Regions from separate parts of the Homo sapiens genome. Here region 2 is linked to region 1. A link is an interaction called in ENCODE POLR2A ChIA-PET data of the cell type or tissue named here. Cell type or tissue: PC-9. All regions are shown on one strand.

Evidence for each region. ChIA-PET counts read pairs that join two places held together with the same protein. Peaks named below come from ENCODE experiments on the same cell type or tissue, not always from the same donor. Only the 100,000 strongest peaks of a DNase experiment are listed, where the experiment ranks them.
Region 2: POLR2A ChIA-PET joins it to region 1 with 6 read pairs; 3 of 35 experiments call an interaction of 5 or more read pairs at or near these places.

What each region holds. Positions count from the first base shown.
Region 1 is chr2:45,761,476-45,763,975 of GRCh38, forward strand. All of the region lies in intron 1 of PRKCE (protein kinase C epsilon), which reads left to right. Among named protein-coding and RNA genes, the nearest start is that of PRKCE-AS1, 87 kb to the left of the region's middle. In PC-9, no CTCF peak of the experiment used is centred here; no DNase peak of the experiment used is centred here.
Region 2 is chr2:45,704,659-45,707,158 of GRCh38, forward strand. The region is part of intron 1 of PRKCE (protein kinase C epsilon); the gene reads left to right. Among named protein-coding and RNA genes, the nearest start is that of PRKCE-AS1, 30 kb to the left of the region's middle. In PC-9, no CTCF peak of the experiment used is centred here; a DNase peak (open chromatin) is centred at 1,523; H3K27ac peaks cover 1,127 bases.

The DNA.
Region 1 (2,500 bases):
CACAATGACGTCCAGAAGTATACACTTTTATTGTCTCCATTTTATCAGAAAGAACGGGGCTTGTGGAGATTCTGATATTCTCTCAAGCCCCCAGCCTGAGGAAGATTCCAATTGGCCTCACTTTTGGGTCTAGTGGATCTGGACTTGGGCCCCAGTCTAATCTCTGGCCTGGGTCTCTCCCTCTCCCCTCTCGCACCCTCCTCTCTGGCCACAGTCTTCTGTTCTAAGCTTGCCCTGGCTTCCTGCAAGTTTCTGGCCTCTTGTATGAGATAAGCACTTCCCTATCTGATTTCAAAGGTTTTCTACTGAGCCCTCGCTGCCATATTCTGATCCCTGAGCCACCCCGCTTTCTCACCCTTCCTGCTTGAGCCAGGGCTGTCTGCATCCCATCGGTCCCTTCCAAGAATCATAAAAGCAGAGTCCAGGTCTCCTTGTTTTTAAAGCCTCCTTGCCCTTCAGGACCACCCAGCAAGTTCCTGCTTCCCATCAGGGAGTTACTGCAGATCAGGCATTGATGAGGGGTCCCTCCCAACCTGGGTTTCCATCCCACCCTCTCACATGGGTTCCCTTGGTTGGCGTGCACCATTCAGCCACTCTCTAGGGGAGTAGCTGCTATACACCACCACCATTTTATCGTATCAAAAATATGTTTCAAATACATTGAGACTTTTACTCTCATCAATGGAAGAGAAGGAGAAGCATGGCATTTTGTCAAGCTCTCTTACTTCCGAAGGATTTAGGACTCTTGCTGCCTTTGGCCACCAGGATCAGTAAGCATTCATTTCTATTGGAAGAGATTGTGTATCTGGGGATGTTGCCCAGCGGGTCTCACTATGCTGGGAAAACTGGTGACCAACTGAGTAATACTCAAATTTATGCCAAAATTCCTGCCTTTTTCCCTGATCAGTCTTCTCTTTTGCTCCCTGCTGAACTTTGTCACTTGGGAATGGGATGGGATGAGCTGGGTGGCCTCAAACTCACATCCTCAGAGGCTCAGAGGAAAGTCCCTTTTGGTACACCAAGGCTCTTTTTCATCCTTTGAAGCTTTTGAAGGATATTTTCAGTGGATCAAAATGGCATCTTGTGCCTGGCTCTATCTGGAAGAGCTTGCCTGGGAAGGCAAGGAAGATGTTATCTAAAAGATACATGGAGAGTGATTCTTCCCAGACCAGCACATCTAGAGTTGCATGGATAGCTTCATTTCTCCATCAACATAATACCTATTATTTATTGAGTACTTATTTTATGCTAGGTCCAGTGCTAATGCATTTGCTTATGTAATCTACCCAGCAACCTAACGGAAACCTGATAGCCCATTTTATAGATAAGAAAGTGTCAAGCCTAGGATAAAAAGCTTCTGTGCTGTTGGGGGCCCTCAGGCTGTAACAGGCAGAGTGGTCAAAGAGCAAGCTACAGGTAGGTGCTGGGAGAAAGCTGTGTCTCTTGAGGTGTTCTTTCTTTTCTTTTCTTTTCTTTTCTTCTTTTTTTTTTTTTGAGACGGAGTCCTGCTCTGTCACCCAGGCTGGAGTGCAGTGGCGCGATCTCGGCTCACTGCAAGCTCCGCCTCCTGGGTTCACACCATTCTCCTGCCTCATCAGCCTCCTGAGTAGCTGGGACTACAGGCGCCTGCCACCACACCCGGCTAATTTTTTGTATTTTTACTAGAGATGGGGTTTCACCATGTTAGCCAGGATGGTCTTGGTCTCCTGACCTCGTGATCCTCCCACCTCGGCCTCCCAAAGTTCTGGGATTACAGGCGTGAGCCACTGCTCCTGGCCTTGAGGTGTTCTTTCTTTGGCCAGTCTACATCTTGGGTGTGCTTTGCTTTGGGCCTGTGAATGGAAGGGGCATTTCTTTGTTAGATAAGGAACTTTTCAGTAAAAAACAGCAGAGACCTGTCTAGTGGATGATTAAGCCTAAGCTTATGCTAAAGGGCAGGGGCTGAAATGATTTCATAACATTTTTCATCCTCACCATCTGGACCTAGACCTAATGTTGTGCAGCCTAGTACAGGAATTGTTAAGGCTTTGCTCACGTCCCACCCCCTCCCTAGTCTCCAAAGGACCTCAGCCCTCATTGATTTTCCCTCTTCTAGGACAGTTTTCAGCATTTAAGTTTAGTAATACTCAGTGTAGGGCTTGATTCTGCAATCTCCCTTGGTATAACCCGCCATGCTGCTGCTAGTCTCAGGCTCCCTCCGCTGTCTTTTGCTGCCCTTCTGCCCAGACTCAGTGAGCGCTAAAGTCAGGAAGGGCCCAAGGGATCATGTAGTTTAACCCACTCATTTTATCAGTGGGGGAAAGAGAAGGCCAGCTCTAGGCTCTCTCTCACGGTGGAGGGAAAAGTGACACACACCTTGTTAAAAGAATCCCAAGCCGAATTGAACAGATTGGGAGCTTTGGTGTTTGTTTTGGTGGACTCTTTCTTGTATGCCTGCAGTTTCTCCACTTAGATCTGACATCCTTTTACCTAATTAAATTCCCTTCCCAGTCCTCTGCCG
Region 2 (2,500 bases), 57 kb before region 1:
TATTGTGAGGATGAAATGCCTGTATGCTGCTGGCACATGCAGGTGCCCAGCAAATGTCCATCTCTTCCTTCCCCCTCTAGTATTTCAAGGTGACAGGCAGCAGTTTTCACCTAAGTGTTATGCCTAAGAAATGATAATAACACTGTTCACTGCCATATTTTAAGTTTAACCCCTGTACTTATTAAAGGGCTATCAAATTTGGTTGAGGAAGACCAGGGGTCATGAGAATAGTCTTGACCTTGCCAACTGCTGTATAGTGTGATCTTAAGTAATTCTCAGCCCCTTTCCTTTGTCCCTCCCATCTTACCATCTATCAGGAGGGGAGCCTGAATGGTCCCCTCTTCCTTGCAGGGGAGCTGTGGGGCACAGATGAGATAAAGCAGGTGGAGTACTTCAAGAAGTTTAAAACTTACAAATGCCAGAGACTTACTATCATCACTATCATTTGGACATGGAATAATTCACTTTCAATTCCTTATTCAGTATCACTTTTGTGGGCATGTCTTTTACCACCATATTTCATGCATACATGTGCCCAGTTCTGTGGAGCTCGGTTCCGAGCAGCGCTAGGGGCCTGAACTATTGTTGCCCTCTTAGGACACAATTTTATGTGGGGAGAAGCAGCAGGCTTTATTTCACCTGCTTGAAACTCTAGTTGCGGAGAAATTTGGCTCAGACTTTCCAAAATAAACTCACCTTTGGGCTGAATCCAGGAGTGGAAAATTTTAGCTGAAAAGGATGGCTTGTCAGAAAACATAGGAGTGACTGCCAGTTGGGGGTATATGTACTCCAGAGGAGGCGGGGTGTAAACCCAGCTGTACCATTCCCTGCACCGCATGCTCCAACCAGACCAACCCAGCCCTCCGTGAGTAGAGGTTACAGGCTTATTGGAAGGAGGGAGGCATGACAAATCTTAAGGATTGTCTGTTTTTTTCCACTGTCAGATAAACCTCCACGCTTTGGCTTCTAGAGTGATGGGTGGGCTTGCTTTCCTTTTGTGGACTTGATGGCATTTGACTGTATAATTATTCTTCTCAGCTGAATATCCCTGAGTGTCCTTTGACATGATGGTGGTATAGGTAGCTTTACCAGGCATAATTTCTATAATCCATAGAGTGTCAAGAAGGTACTTATTTTCCTATCAAATGCTGCTGACCTGATTAAGCCTTCTGCCTGGCTTTGTAGCTGAAGATAATGAGTTTGTCCAGTGCAGTGGCTGTTGGGACCTGGGGTCTTTCTGAAGATGATTGTAACCTGGGTGTGGAGTGGGGCCTTTTGTCAGTTGCTTTAAGTTAGATATCTGCTTCGGAGCTCTGTGTCTGGCTCTGTTCCCCAGGTCATAGTAGCCAACAAAGGGACCTGGTCCCCTGCAGTTGGCCCTTGAATTTTTTCTATTGTTTGAGAACTAGAAATTATTTCTGCCAGAGATTTCACCTGAGAATACATCCAGGTGAGTTCTTGAGGTTAGGGTAGGATGAGAAGCAGTAGAAGCCCTGGGGGAAAAGAATTCTGAGTTGATGCTGGGGTAGGAATGCCACAGGACTGGCCAGGAGAATAGTTTCACAGCTGCTGTTGTAGTTGGCAAGAGAAAGAGGCTGTGAAATGAAATATTACACAGGATTGCCTTAGACACTCAATGGAAAACTTTTTTCCCTCCTTCCACCAGAGGAAATGAATGCATGCTGATGGTAATGAGAAAATGAGGCTCTGAAAGTGCCTGCTTTTCCTTCATTTTCATCTTTCCCTTCTTTTCTCTGAATCCTCCCTGCCCTTGTGTCAAGCTTCATTCCTGGTTCTCCCAGGTCGGAGGAACTTGAAGCAGTGTTTGTCAACCAGTCTTGACTGAGAGGTGTCTGAGAAGACTGGGCTCTACCCTTGCAGGAGTCAGATTGGGTTCCAGAATGATCTTTGCTCTTGTTTCTGCTTTGAATGAATGGTTTGCACATGTCTCAATCTCTGGCATCACATCCCAGCAGTATCTTCTCTCCTGTTTATCCTGAGGCAGGATTTTGTATTGGCCGCCTGATAGTTTGGCCCCCCACAATGAATTAAATTTCAGGAGCAGGAAAATGGGAACCCCTGTCTTCTGTGTGTAAGAGAATCTAAGAATACTGCATGTGACTCATGGTAAGAGATTTGATCATCAATAGCAAGAAATACCTTTCATTTGAACTGTGTCTTTTAGTTACCAGAGTCCTTTCTCATTCCTTATTCCTGTGAGAAGGCAACTGGGGCAGAGGGTGGTTAAGTGATTTGCTCAAGATCCCAAACAGAATAAGCAATGACAGACATGAACTGGTTTTGCTTTTCACAGGTCAGTGGAAATTGAGTCGATTTTCCACTTTGACTGGGGAACTAGCTCTCTCCCCAAAGATGGGGGTCTTGGCCAACTCTGGAATTCTGTGATTTTATGACTGTTATATTCCTCAGTCTAACAAATACCACATCTGAGTCTGCAAGAGCTGGTGTTTGATGATTGCAGTGGAAGTCCCTCGTGGAT